Linked DNA regions of Homo sapiens: regions 1 and 2 are each linked to region 3. Evidence: chromatin loops called from intact Hi-C (ENCODE). Cell type or tissue: mammary epithelial cell. All regions are shown on one strand. Links, peaks and the distances in the headings refer to the core of each region. The heading gives the core; the rest is flanking DNA.

Region 1 (4,588 bases), core at 431-2,930, 76 kb before region 3:
AGATGGAGCTCCCCATCCCCACGGCAGCGCTGGGGCTGGGGCTGGTGAGGAGCCTGTGCACGGCCCCCACCGCTATCCTCAGCCAGGAGGGTGCCTGGTCCCTGGGGAGCGGCCTGCACCTGTTTCTGGAGAATGCTGTCCTGCCAGTTGTCATTTGGGGCGGGCGGTCGGAGTCCACGTCCTCCCCCAGGGCGGGGCCCTGGCCTTGTTTCTTGTAGGGACGATGGGAAGCCCTGTCCTCAGCCCTCCCACCCGACTCATGCAGGAGCTTCCTGTCCTTGGGGTCATCTCCTCCACAGGGGCCTTAGCGTCAGTGGGGACAAAGGCAGAGTTGCCTGTCTTCAGGTTGTGGGCACCGACTGAGCTTCGTCCCGGTAGTGGCTGGCTCTTGTTTCCTGCCTGGACCAGCAGCCTCTGGTCTGGTGGGTGCAGTTTTAGGGCGCAGTGGGGTTGCCGTGGGGCAAGGCCAGGCCACCAGCTGCCTGGACACAGGGGCCCCCGCTTTCCATCTGCTGCCCCCCACACCCCCAGCTCGGGCAGGGGTGACACCGGGGCATCCTTGTTGGGGTCGCTGTGGTTCCCATGGTGGCAAGATGGCTCTGTGAAAGATTGACGGAGATGTAGGGCCCAGGAGCAGGTGCTGTGTGAGTGGGACACGCCTGTGTCACCTGCGGGGCAGGGGAGGGCTCGGGGGTACAGCCGTGTACATGATTAGTTAGCGAGACAGTGAGGAGTGTATGCGGAGTGGACACAGCTGTGGGTGCCGCCCGCGCAAGGCTGGGGGTCGCTGTGCCAGCCCTGCTCCCATGTGGGCTCCCAGCTCCCCAGGTAGGGACGCTGACCCCGGGAGGTGCCTTTGCCTGCATCCACTGGAGCCTCAGGAGCATGCGTTCCGTCCCCACGGGTCACCCCCACTGAGCCCACCACCTACCGAGAGGCACCTCGAGACCCTGTCCTGCCACGGGTGGGCTGTCAAGGCCAGCACCAGAGACCCCCAGCAGACCTCAGTGGCCGCAGATGGAGCGGGGCGGCAATGGTCACCTCCGGGACTCAGCCCTGTGCTGAGCCCCGGGCAGTGTGATCATCCTGGCCCTTCTCGTGCACGTCCCCTGGCTGGATGCTCCTTGCTGCCCTCACGGGGTGTGTGTGTGGCATACAGGACAGGGACCGGCCAGTTGGCCCTGCTCATTAACCACTTGTCCCCACAGGGCAGTGGCGGCCTCACCTCTGCAATTCTCTGAGGCTGGATCTAGGCCACCGCCCCGTTTAAAACTAGGGCATCGGCTCCCAGGGAGGGCGGGGAGCTGCACAGTTGGACTTGTGGGGGTCAGGCATGGATCCACACAGCCCGGGGCCCTCCGCACCCTGCCCCTCCAGGGAGCCCAGAGGCGGGCGTGGCTGCAGCCTGGCTCTGTGGCAGTCATGAGTCACGGCCACTCTTGAGGCGCCGCCCTGAGAGTCAGCCCTGTGGTCACGGCTCCTGCTGGTTCCCATTCGCGAGCACCTGAAACAGCCTGGCCCACAGCAGAGGCCCGGGGGGCACATGCAGCTCACGGGAGCAGCACAGATGCTTGGCCGGCGGCAGGCCCTACAGGAGCAGCAGCGGCCCAGGGCATGTCCCTGGGGTCAGGGGTCAGAGTTCGGCATGCTCTGCGGGGGCCTCACCCTGCTGTCCCTCGGCCTGGCCTGGGCACACTCCTTGGTGACAGTGCCCCTGCACGCCCCCCCCCCCCCCCGGTTATTCAGACAGGGAGCCAGGATGGGAACCACGGACTGACCTGACCTGCGTCCTCGGGGCCACTGCACTGGGTGATTCACGTGTGCCCAGGCCCTGAGGTGGGCCGGACCTGGGAGTGGCAGGTGAGCGTTCCTCCCAAGAGCCTCTGGCTGGCCGCAGCAGGCCCTGTCCCTGCTGTCCTCAGTGGCCCTGGACATGATAACCCCCCTGCCGAGGTCTGGCCGGAGCCAGCACCCACGGCCGAGATGCAGTCAGCCCTGGCTGGGCGCTGTCCCTGGGGGTGGCTGCTGGTGCTGCCCTCCCTCCTTCCCACCACTTCTTGCTCCTCTTTCCTGGGGCCCTCCCATCGGAGTCTTCCTCCTAAATGCAGTTCCCTCCCTCTAGGGGAACGCGGGCTGGGAGCCTATTTTTTTTTTTTTTGAGACGGAGTCTCGCTCTGTCGCCCCGGCTGGAGTGCAGTGGCGCGGTCTCGGCTCACTGCAACCTCCGCCTCCCGGATTCAGGCCATTCTCCTGCCTCAGCCTCCCAAGTAGCTGGGATTACAGGCGCCCGCCACCACGCCCAGCTAATTTTTTGTGTGTTTTTAGTAGAAACAGGGTTTCTCCATCTTGCGCAGGCTAGTCTTGAACTCCTGACCTCGTGATCCACCCACCTCGGCCTCCCACAGTGCTGGGATTACAGGCGTGAGCCACTGCACCTGGCCTGGGAGCCTTTTCCGTAGCTGCTCATCCTGTACTAGCATCTGTCCATCATGAGTGGACGGAACACAGGGGGACCCAGGACCCACAGCTGCACTCGGGAAGGCCAGCAGGGTGGATTTCGGGAAGAGCATCGGTGCCAGTTTCCCACAGTCACCCTTGCGATGGGACCCTCAGGTTGGCACGTGGCTGGCAGCTGTGTCCCGGGAGCTCTTGCTCCTTAGTGGGCCTCGCCAGCCAGGGCAGGGCCCCCGGCACCCCTCACGGGGCTCTTGACTCCTCTGGCAGCGGATCGGGGCGGTTCAGCGATACCATCTCTGGAGATCCCCTGGCGTGTGCTGGAAAAACCCCGGAGAGGGCTTAACAGAGCCAGCTGTCCAGCCTCTGTGACAGGGACGTTTGCTTTTCTCTGCAGGGTCCTCTCTTCTCTTCCGAGCACCCACGGGAGGGGACTGTGCTGTCCCTGCTCTCCTAGGACAGGCCTCCCTCCTGTCCAGATGGGGCCCACAGGGTCAGTTGCCTGAGACTGGCTCCAGCTCAAGAAAGGTTTTCTGAGTGAGCGCAGGGGAGCAGGAGGCTGGTGAGCAGCTCGCTTCCTGCCCTGGGTGCAGCTGGGCACCACTTCTGCCTTGGGCCTAAAGGCATCAGTGAGGAGCAGGCGGGGCCTGGTAGGAGCCTGTGTTTCTAGCGGCACGCGTGACCCCAGGTGCCACGTGGGTGAGTGCGTGGGTGGGTGAGTGGCGAAGGAGCTGAGGTTGGCCCTGGCAGGTGTGCAGTCCTCACACAGAACGGGCAGGGCTCCTGTCAGAGCCAAACCAGCTCAGGGCCCAGTGCAAGCAGCTTCTGTCCCGTGGCACCTCCGCTAGTCGCCGCTCCCACCCAAGCCCTGCCCCGCCCTGACCCGCTCAGGGTTTGGCTACAGAAGGGGAGTGTCGGAAATGCCCAACCCGTCTCCCGTGAGGGACTCCTGCGTGGCCTGGGCTGGGGAACGCAGGGGCCGTTTGGGTGGTTCCGGCGTCTGGCGTAGCCACGCGAGAGGCCCTGGGTTGATGCGTGGGCTCCCTGCTAGCGAGCCTGCTCCGTGCGTGCTGGGCTCCCGGCCTTGCTTCCGTGTGGCATTCGAGACCCCGTGGACCTCGCCTGCGTCCTGCATGTTTGAGCGCTGCCCCTTGTGGAGGCCGCCAGCACTGGTGGCTGCAGGGCCTGTAGTGTGGCACGTCCAGAGACCCGGCCTGGAGAACGGGTCCTGGATGTCTCCGTCATGTTTTACGTTCGCTTCACACGGACGCAGCGATGTCTCAGATACCTCGGATCACACAGAGCACGTCGCCAAGGCTTGTTTTGTCTGTTCCTTTCCACCTGTCTTACGTGGATACCAGGAGATCCGCCACGACTCCCGTGGCCCCGTCCACACTGCGCGGCGCTCTCCGGCGTGGCCGCCAGGTGCCCCTTCGAGGGCAGGTGTGAGTACAGGGTGGTCCCTGTGGAGAAGCGCCTGCAGGCGAGTGAGCCAGGCTGTGCCCTGCTGACCCCGAGGCCTGAATTTCATGGAACTCCCACCTCTCACAGAGTATTGTTTTTTTTTTTGATTTTTTTCCAACCATTTAAAAATGTAAAAGCCATTGTTGACTTGCGGGCTGGACCAGGCTTAGGGCTGGGCTCTGGTCCGCACCCCACACTGGCCCCGTGTGTCCTGTGACCGTTCTGCCTACGGGGCAGGCCTGAGCCACCACAGGATGGCAGGGTCTCCAGGGTGCAGGGCCCGCAATGCTTCAACCCTCCCACGACCCCAGCACCTTCAGAGAAAACGGACCCTCGTGCCGAGTGAAGTGGTTCAGGCGAACGTTATCACCACACGGGGGACTCGGCGGCTTCTGCCCCAGGCCTCAAAGGAGAGGGGATCCAGAATTCTCTGTCTCACCCCCTCAGCCCCTGCCCTTGAAGCTTCTGTCCCCAAGGCTGTGGGGAGGAACCAGGGAAGGGCTGGCGCGTCTGCTGTGCGATCCCAGGTGCTCGTGCCTCGCTGAGCTCAGCCCCTGTGGCCTCAGAGCTGCAGGCCCCTCCCGGGTGTCAGAGCACTGACTGGAAAGGCCCCCCACATCCCTGCCCTCTGCTGCTCCCCATCGTCGCGGGGGAGAAGCTGGAACTGCAC
Region 2 (4,588 bases), core at 1,273-3,772, 64 kb before region 3:
CCTCCCCCACGTCGCCTCCCCCACGTCGCCTCCCCCACGTCGCCTCCCCTCACGTCGTCGTCTCCCCCCACGTCGTCGTCTCCCCTCACGTCGTCTGCCCTGAGCCCGCTCCCTTCGAAGGTAACCATCCTGCAGTAGTGAGGGCTCCTTGCTGAGCACGTGTGGCTGCGACTTCAGGAGCGTTCTGGGTTGAGAATTCCAAAAGGGCTTCGCTCAGGCCTGGCTTTGGGTCTTTGGGCTCCTGACGCGAGCTTTTACTTCCAGGCTTTGGCGGTCTGGCCTCAGGAGGTCAAGGCTGCAGTGAGCCGTGCGCGAGCCACTGCACCATCCTGGGCAATCAGACCCCATCTCTAAAGTTCAAAACAACATCTTTGTAAGGGTTTCGGGTCTCTGAGCCCATGAACCTGCCCAGGCCCTGCAGAGGTGAGGGTGGCCCTAGAGTGGCTGGGGGGTTGTGGAGACCAGAACCAGGGCAGAAGGGCAGGGAGGGTGGGGGCCCTGCCGAGGTCTCCCACCGCTGACCCCTGACCCCTGGCCCCCTTCCACCTCGGCCCACCGAGAGAGGCCGGCACAGCGCAGACTGCGGGGTCAGTGACACTCCCCTCAGCGTCTCCAGCCACAGAAGGGCCGTGGCCTGCCTTCGCCCTCCTCACCCGTGTCCCGGGGCCACGTTTGAACTTTAGGCCTTGTTCTGACTTCATTGAAACCCTCCTGAAGTGCAGACGTCTTCCTGACCCACCTGGGTTTTGCCAGGATGACTCCGAAAGGTGTCTCCCAGCAGACACACCCCGCTGGCGATTGTTTGGTCCTGGGGACCCGGGTTCTCATTCTCCTCTCTGGAGCTGGTGAGGCTGTCCTTGCTAGTCGGTGACAACTACAGGGCCAAAGGGAGGGTGTGTCCCAGGAGGCCCAGCCCACCTCTGCCTGCACCTGCGGTCAGCGGGGTGCAGAGTCTGTGAAGGCACCTCCCGGAGTGGGGGCTGCAAAGATCATGGCCACTGTGCCACCCACAGGGGCCCAGGCCGGACGCCTGGGCTGTGCCGCCTCGGCAGCCAGGCCGAGGAACGTGCAGGTGCGGCCGGGAGCCCGCCGGCCACAGCTGCATCCATGCCCTTCTCCGAGTGGTGATGGCGGGGAGAGGCCTGGCTGTCTACGGGCAGATTGCTTGGGCTTTCACAGAAGCCCGCTGTTAGAGCAGATTCCCGGCCTTGGGTCTCTCTGCTCCAGCTGGACGCCCTGAGCCTCGCCGGGCCCAGTCCACCCCCGTCCACTCTGCCAGGGGCAGCTCAGAGCCCTCGCCACGCGGGGCTGAGCGCAGGGAAGGCAGCATCACGGAGTTCGCTCGGCTCCACAGAACACCCGTGTTGCTCGCGGAGACTTTTTGTTTTTGTGCTTCTTATGAAGAGGCAGGTTTTCTTTCTTCCTGAACCAAAAGGGTTTAGATGGAGCACAAGATTCAGGCCATATTTACAAGAACAATTGATTTTTCTGCCAGGCAGAGCAGCCAGTCTGTCTCGGAGGCTGTGCTGTGGTGTGGGGAGGCCCCTTGCTCAGATCAGCCTGTGCCTTCCCCAGGCCCCGGCCCATGCACCTGCCCTTCCGTAGGTCTGAGCACCTGTTCTTCCACGCCCAGGACGACCTGGTCCTGAGTTTGGCCGGGACCCCCTGCTATCTGCCGTCCACAGGCCTGGTGACAGAGAAAGCAGTGCCCTGGAACAGCAGCCCGGCTGTGGGGTGCTCAGCCCTCTCTGTAGGATCCTGTGTGGCTCAAGGGGTCTGCTGAGCCTCCAACGGGCAAGAGGGGCCCTGAGCCATGGATCCATTCTGGGTGGAGGCAGCCCCCACCGCCGCCTGCCTCAAATGCTCAGCCCTAGGCCCTCGGCCCCGTAGCTCTGCAGCCACAGACGGGTGCCTTCCCCAGGCCGAGAGGAGGGTGGGGTCCAGCCACTCAGGACCTCACAGGGTGGCCCTGATGAGCACCTTCCCTTGCAGCCACACCCACTCGCCCGGGTCTATGGCCACGGTCGGAGAGTGGTCCTGTGTGCGCTGCACCTTCCTGAACCCGGCCGGCCAGCGCCAGTGCTCCATCTGCGAGGCTCCCCGGCACAAGCCCGACCTCAACCACATCCTGCGGCTCAGCGTGGAGGAGCAGAAATGGCCCTGCGCCCGCTGCACCTTCCGCAACTTCCTGGGCAAGGAGGCCTGCGAGGTGTGCGGCTTCACCCCGGAGCCTGCGCCTGGGGCTGCCTTCCTGCCAGTCCTCAACGGGGTCCTCCCCAAGCCACCCGCCATCCTGGGGGAGCCCAAGGGCAGCTGCCAGGAGGAAGCAGGTCCAGTGAGGACTGCGGGGCTGGTGGCCACGGAGCCCGCCAGGGGGCAGTGCGAGGACAAGGACGAGGAGGAGAAGGAGGAGCAGGAGGAGGAGGAGGGAGCGGCGGAGCCCAGAGGGGGCTGGGCGTGTCCGCGTTGCACGCTGCACAACACGCCCGTGGCCAGCTCCTGCTCCGTCTGCGGGGGCCCACGCAGGCTCTCGCTGCCACGGATCCCTCCTGAGGCCCTGGTGGTCCCGGAAGTGGTGGCCCCGGCCGGCTTCCACGTCGTGCCTGCCGCGCCTCCACCTGGCCTCCCCGGGGAAGGTGCCGAGGCCAACCCCCCAGCCACCAGCCAGGGCCCAGCTGCCGAACCAGAGCCGCCCAGGGTCCCGCCCTTCAGCCCCTTCTCGTCCACCCTGCAGAACAACCCCGTGCCGCGCAGCCGACGCGAGGTTCCCCCCCAGCTGCAGCCACCGGTGCCTGAGGCTGCCCAGCCGTCACCCTCTGCCGGCTGCAGGGGAGCCCCCCAGGGCTCGGGCTGGGCTGGGGCCTCCCGCCTAGCAGAGTTGCTGTCTGGCAAGCGGCTGAGTGTGCTGGAGGAAGAGGCCACGGAGGGTGGCACCAGCCGCGTAGAGGCCGGCAGCTCCACCTCGGGCAGTGACATCATTGACCTGGCCGGAGACACCGTGCGTTACACGCCCGCCAGCCCCTCCAGCCCCGACTTCACCACCTGGTCATGTGCCAAGTGCACGCTCAGAAACCCCACAGTGGCCCCCAGGTGCTCGGCCTGCGGCTGCTCCAAACTGCACGGCTTCCAGGAGCATGGCGAGCCCCCCACCCACTGCCCCGACTGTGGGGCCGACAAGCCCAGCCCCTGCGGCAGAAGCTGCGGACGGGTGTCCTCGGCCCAGAAGGCCGCCCGCGTCCTGCCCGAGCGCCCGGGCCAGTGGGCCTGCCCTGCCTGTACCCTGCTCAACGCACTGCGGGCCAAGCACTGCGCCGCCTGCCACACGCCTCAGCTCCTGGTGGCCCAGCGGCGGGGGGCCGCGCCCCTGAGGCGCAGGGAGAGCATGCACGTGGAGCAGCGGCGGCAGACAGACGAGGGCGAGGCCAAGGCACTCTGGGAGAACATCGTGGCCTTCTGCCGGGAGGTGAGGCGCCCCCTCGCCCTCTTCCTGCTCCTGAGCCTCCTGCTCCCGCCCTCCCCTTCCTAGGCTTTGGGCTCTGGCGATGGGCTGGGGAGGAGCCCACAAGGCCTAAGACGTGATGGGGAGGGCAGCACCCTCCGCCCCGAGGCTCCAAGCTCCCAATGGCCCTGGGGTCCAGCTTGGCCTCCTGACCCTTGGTCCTTGCTGGTGACCGAGATGCACGACCTTCACCCCCCTCAACCCTCCACCGTGGCCAGGAGGGCCCCGAGCCCCGTCTGATGTGCCGCAGGAGGCGAGGGCTTCCCAGGGGCAGCGTGGAGACCCCGCTGAAGTGCGAGGTCGGGATGTACCCGTGCTCCGCCCTCTAGAGTCCAGGATGGCATCACCCACGGGTCAACTGGGGCGCAGCCTGCACCCTCCCCAGCAGGGCCAGGGCCAGAGTCGTGCTGCCACCCACTGGGGGCTGCGCTGTCCCCCTGGGCCCACACGTCCCCTGCTCCTCACCTGTCGCCAGCCGGTGGCCTCTCCACTAGGGCTGAGGGCTTCCTCGACACAGGGCCGGCGCCAGGTCTGTGGCTGTCCACGCTCCACCCGTCCCTTTGGGGCTCAGGCAGTGCTTTTGGGCGCTCTCCTGGGTGGGGTCTTGTCCCTGCCAGGTGGAGCGAGGCCACCCTGCCCAGCCTGAGCACATGGCCGTGGTCTCTGCAGAACAATGTGAGCTTCGTGGATGACAGCTTCCCTCCCGGGCCCGAGTCTGTCGGCTTCCCCGCGGGTGACAGCGTGCAGCAGCGTGTGAGGCAGTGGCTGCGACCCCAGGAGATCAACTGCTCCGTCTTCAGGGACCACAGGGCCACGTGGTCTGTGTTCCACACACTGCGGCCCTCAGACATCCTGCAGGGGCTGCTGGGGAACTGCTGGTGAGGCCTTCTCCAAGGCCGGGGTGGGGCGGGTGGGCGGGCGACCGGCCGCGGTCCCCGCGAGGTCACCCTGAGGCTCTGCGCAGGTTCCTGAGCGCCCTGGCGGTGCTGGCGGAGCGGCCGGACCTGGTGGAGCGGGTGATGGTCACGCGCAGCCTGTGTGCAGAGGGCGCCTACCAGGTGCGGCTGTGCAAGGACGGCACGTGGACCA
Region 3 (4,588 bases), core at 954-3,453:
CAGACACCACTGGGGATGGTGGGGGACAGGGTGGCAGGGGACAGGGTGGCCTGAGCAAGCCCCTCCTTGCCTGGGAACTCAGGGCCTCCTGATATGCAGATGGGAGCCCGTGGCAGGATGATGGCAGGATAACCGTCAGCCCAAAAGAAGCGGCCACGAGACGCCGCCGAGAGCCCCAACTTAGAAGCCAGAGTCACCAGCTTCCTGGCTAGGGTCTGTCCTTGAGGGTCACCAGAATGTGAGGAAAGACCCAGACAGGCAGGAAAAGAGCTCAGGGAAGGACATCTTACCATTGGCGTCATCAGAGATACCGCATCCACGAATGAAGAGCCAGACGCTGCCAGAGGGGAACGCTCAGAGCACCGGAAGGAGCTTTTAGAAATTATAAATAAGCAGCACATTTTAAAAAAGCCATAGAAGGGCTAGAAAAGAAAGTTGAGGACATCTCCCAGAAAATAGAACAAAAAGAGATTAAAAAACAACTGGGCAGTCCCTGCAGAGGTCACCCTGGCTGGCGCGGCTCAGGATGGAGGGCGGGAGCTGTGTGCCTGGAGGGGGGAGCTGAGGCACGTCAGGATGTGTCTCCAGACTGCAAGGGCCACAGAGTACGAAAAAGACCACCCAGAGCAATGTGGTCAAAGACCATGCCTTAAAAGGTTTTAGGAAACAGAATGGGTCCCACGGGAGGGTGGGGATGTGAACGGCACCAGCCTGGTGGCTCGGGTGCCAGGCCAGGGCCAGATGTAGCCTCATACCAGCCCAGCTGGGAGTCCGCTTGCTGAGACTTGGTCTCCTGTAGCTGGTGGGGAAGCGGCACCCTGTGCGGTAGACAGAACCAGCAGCCGAGGCGCCGGTGGCTTTGCTCTGGTGGCAGGACAGGTGTTCTGACCTCCCTGCCTCTGTCCCCTGAGGTCAGAGCGCCTGTCCTGTGGAGCGGCTCTGACCAGGACAGTGCCGTGTGTCTCATGGGGTTGTGTTCAGGTCGGCTGAGAGGCAGCGCCTGGCTGGGGCTAGATGAACAAGAGGGTTATTGGGAACAGTAAACCTGAGGTGGTGAGCAAGGCCTGTGGCACCCAGCAGATGAGGAGGAGAGCAGGGGGAAGGGTGGCAGGAGTTGCTGGTGCTGCGTGAGGCCTCAGTGGGCCTGCACGGAGCAGCTGACCTTCACTGGCGCCCTTGCCTTTTCACTGAGCCGGGTATTAGCTTAGCTTATTTTTGAAAAGACATTTCAACAGGAGGTAAAAATGAACAGCACACCAAGAGAATATGTCACAGCTGATGCCTAGGGACCCCCTTATGGGGTAGTGTTGAGCTCTGCAGCCGGAGCCCACTGCCCCTGCCCCTGCGCCGTCCCCCAGCGCGGGCTCCAGGCCTCTCCTGGGTCACTGCTCTGTGCCTCCAGGAGCTCCTCCCTCTACCCCGCCCTGCCCCACCCCGTCACCTGCTTGCCCTGACCCTGCCTGGATAATTGAGACCTTCCAGGCCAAGGGCCCCCTCCCCAGGATCCTGACACCTGTCCCTCTGAGAGTCCAGACCTTTTCCAGAGTGACATCCTGGGGCCCTGTGTGGTCAGAGGGCTCCATGTGGTCAGTGGCTGTGGCTTGCTGGGAACAAGACACTCGGCTGACTGTGCTTAGAGAACAGGCCGCTGTTTGTGTCTAAATGGTATCCATGGGGACGTTGTTTCATAGTCTTCTTACACTTTTCCTCTTCACTGTTGCTGAGAATCCTGTTCTGACGCGCACCGTGGGCAACCGGGTGCGGAGCCTGCAGGATGGGTGGGACGCAGACGTCCAGCGGGAGGAGCATCCCAGAGCAGCCTCTGATTCAAGAGCAAGGTGCTCTAGAGGCCCCGGCTCTGTGGGTGGGTGACGTGGTCCCCAGGCTTTTCCCGGCATCCCCGTTCCTTTTGCAGCAGCCATGGCTCCTGGTGGCCCTGGGCCATGGCGCCATCTAGGGGTGGCCTAGGGGAGTCCCCGGGCCATCAGCATCTGTCTTGTGGGTGTTGCTGGCGCCTGCCTGCTTGGCCACATTGGCACGTCGAGGTGACCGTCAAGGAGAAGCAGCTATGGCCTTTGTGGCAATCGTGGTGTCCAACTTTGGCCTCTCAGGTCAGCCTCATGGGGGCTTCAACAGCCAGGACCAAAATGACCAAGGCCCCTCCGTCCCTGTGTCCCTGCTTGACAGAACCACCGGAGGAGGGAGGTGCGGGAAGGGTGTTGACGGCCTGAGCGCGGTGCCTCCCTGAAGAGTGTTGTTTCACTTGTGAGTGTGCACGGGACAGCCGCCCTGGCCTGTAGAATCAAGAGCAGGGACAGCCGCCCTGGCCTGTAGAATCAAGAGCAGAGACAGCCGCCCTGGCCTGTAGAATCAAGAGCAGGGACAGCCGCCCTGGCCTGTAGAATCAAGAGCAGGGACAGCCGCCCTGGCCTGTAGATTCAAGAGCAGGGACAGCCGCCCTGGCCTGTAGAATCAAGAGCAAGGGACAGCCGCCTTCGCCTGTAGAATCAAGAGCAGGGACAGCCGCCCTGGCCTGTAGAATCAAGAGCACGGGACAGCCGCCCTGGCCTGTAGAATCAAGAGCACGGGACAGCCGCCCTGGCCTGTAGAATCAAGAGCAGGGACAGCCGCCCTGGCCTGTAGAATCAAGAGCAAGGGACAGCCGCCCTGGCCTGTAGAATCAAGAGCAAGGGACAGCCGCCTTTGCCTGTAGAATCAAGAGCAGGGACAGCCGCCCTGGCCTGTAGCATCAAGAGCAAGGGACAGCCGCCCTGGCCTGTAGAATCAAGAGCAGGGACAGCCGCCCTGGCCTGTAGAATCAAGAGCAGGGACAGCCGCCCTGGCCTGTAGAATCAAGAGCAGGGACAGCCGCCCTGGCCTGTAGAATCAAGAGCAGGGACAGCCGCCCTGGCCTGTAGAATCAAGAGCAGGGACAGCCGCCCTGGCCTGTAGAATCAAGAGCAGGGACAGCCGCCCTGGCCTGTAGAATCAAGAGCAGGGACAGCCGCCCTGGCCTGTAGAATCAAGAGCAGGGACAGCCGCCCTGGCCTGTAGATTCAAGAGCAGGGACAGCCGCCCTGGCCTGTAGAATCAAGAGCAAGGGACAGCCGCCTTCGCCTGTAGAATCAAGAGCAGGGACAGCCGCCCTGGCCTGTAGAATCAAGAGCACGGGACAGCCGCCCTGGCCTGTAGAATCAAGAGCACGGGACAGCCGCCCTGGCCTGTAGAATCAAGAGCACGGGACAGCCGCCCTGGCCTGTAGAATCAAGAGCAGGGACAGCCGCCCTGGCCTGTAGAATCAAGAGCAAGGGACAGCCGCCTTTGCCTGTAGAATCAAGAGCAGGGACAGCTGCCCTGGCCTGTAGCATCAAGAGCAAGGGACAGCCGCCCTGGCCTGTAGAATCAAGAGCAGGGACAGCCGCCCTGGCCTGTAGAATCAAGAGCAGGGACAGCCGCCCTGGCCTGTAGAATCAAGAGCAGGGACAGCCGCCCTGGCCTGTAGAATCAAGAGCAAGGGACAGCCGCCTTCGCCTGTAGAATCAAGAGCAGGGACAGCCGCCCTGGCCTGTAGAATCAAGAGCACGGGACAGCCGCCCTGGCCTGTAGAATCAAGAGCACGGGACAGCCGCCCTGGCCTGTAGAATCAAGAGCAGGGACAGCCGCCCTGGCCTGTAGAATCAAGAGCAAGGGACAGCCGCCTTTGCCTGTAGAATCAAGAGCAGGGACAGCCGCCCTGGCCTGTAGCATCAAGAGCAAGGGACAGCCGCCCTGGCCTGTAGAATCAAGAGCAAGGGACAGCCGCCCTGGCCTGTAGAATCAAGAGCAGGGACAGCCGCCCTGGCCTGTAGAATCAAGAGCAGGGACAGCCGCCCTCACCTGTAGAATCAGCAGGGACAGCCGCCCTGGCCTGTAGCATCAAGAGCAGGGACAGCCGCCCTGGCCTGTAGCATCAAGAGCAGGGACAGCTGCCCTTGCTTGTAGAATCAAGAGCAGGGACAGCCGCCCTCGCCTGTAGAATCAAGAGCAGGGGACAGCTGCCCTCGTCTTTAGATTGAAGAGCAGGGACTGCCGCCCTCGCCTGTAGAATCAAGAGCAGGACTGCCGCCCTGGCCGGTAGAATCAAGAGCACAGTGCAGCAGCACGCAGCACACTCAGCGGATGGAGGGCCTGGCTTCTGCACGCCGGCTGGCACTTGCTGCCAGTTGCCCTTTTCTGCGAGGCTGGATCGTGGTGCGGTGGTGGCTTGGATGGGTTTCTCTGCTGAACGATGATGTGGAATGCCTTTTCACTGCTTCTTGGTCGTCGGTTTTTCTTCTTTGGGGAAATGTCTATTCAAGTCCTTTGCCCTTTTTTTAAAGTATAATTTCCGTATTTTTTTCCCCAGAGGATAGTTTGTCTTTAGTCCTTAAGGACTCAGCTCCTTATGTGGGTCTTAGTGGGAGTCGTGGGCAACACCCAGGTCTAGACCCAGGTGGAATGCATGGTCTTGGGGCCTTGGTGGGGGTCGTGGGCAGCACCCAGGTCTAGACTTGGGTGACGTGCATAGCCCTGGACTTGAGGAGCAGGATTCCTGACTGGCTTGCTGTGA

Evidence for each region. A loop is a pair of places that touch in the nucleus more often than their neighbours do. Peaks named below come from ENCODE experiments on the same cell type or tissue, not always from the same donor. Only the 100,000 strongest peaks of a DNase experiment are listed, where the experiment ranks them.
Region 1: a loop joins it to region 3, with 5 times the contacts of the local background. A loop is called at or near these places in 3 of 110 quality-filtered maps.
Region 2: it touches region 3 in a loop (12-fold over the local background); 2 of 110 quality-filtered maps call a loop at or near these places.

The regions. Positions count from the first base shown.
Region 1 is chr16:534,283-538,870 of GRCh38, forward strand. It overlaps CAPN15 (calpain 15), which reads left to right. Exons shown (of 14, transcript NM_005632.3): 3 at 1,747-1,860. It overlaps MIR5587 (microRNA 5587), which reads left to right and starts at 1,034; the gene lies at 1,034-1,086. In mammary epithelial cell, for the core only: no CTCF peak of the experiment used is centred there; a DNase peak (open chromatin) is centred at 1,459; H3K27ac peaks cover 344 bases.
Region 2 is chr16:544,825-549,412 of GRCh38, forward strand. CAPN15 (calpain 15) reads left to right here. Exons shown (of 14, transcript NM_005632.3): 4 at 1,993-3,463; 5 at 4,169-4,377; 6 at 4,464-4,588. The coding sequence starts at 2,015. Among named protein-coding and RNA genes, the nearest start is that of MIR3176, 3.8 kb to the left of the region's middle. RefSeq lists a silencer at 993-1,160. In mammary epithelial cell, for the core only: a CTCF peak has its summit at 2,369 (motif pointing right); no DNase peak of the experiment used is centred there.
Region 3 is chr16:609,319-613,906 of GRCh38, forward strand. The region is part of intron 1 of RAB40C (RAB40C, member RAS oncogene family); the gene reads left to right. It overlaps LOC124903618 (a long non-coding RNA gene), which reads right to left. Exons shown (of 2, transcript XR_007064934.1): 1 at 1,536-4,588; 2 at 1-372. Among named protein-coding and RNA genes, the nearest start is that of WFIKKN1, 19 kb to the right of the region's middle. RefSeq lists an enhancer at 1,949-2,078. In mammary epithelial cell, for the core only: a CTCF peak has its summit at 1,953 (motif pointing left); a DNase peak (open chromatin) is centred at 1,803; H3K27ac peaks cover 312 bases.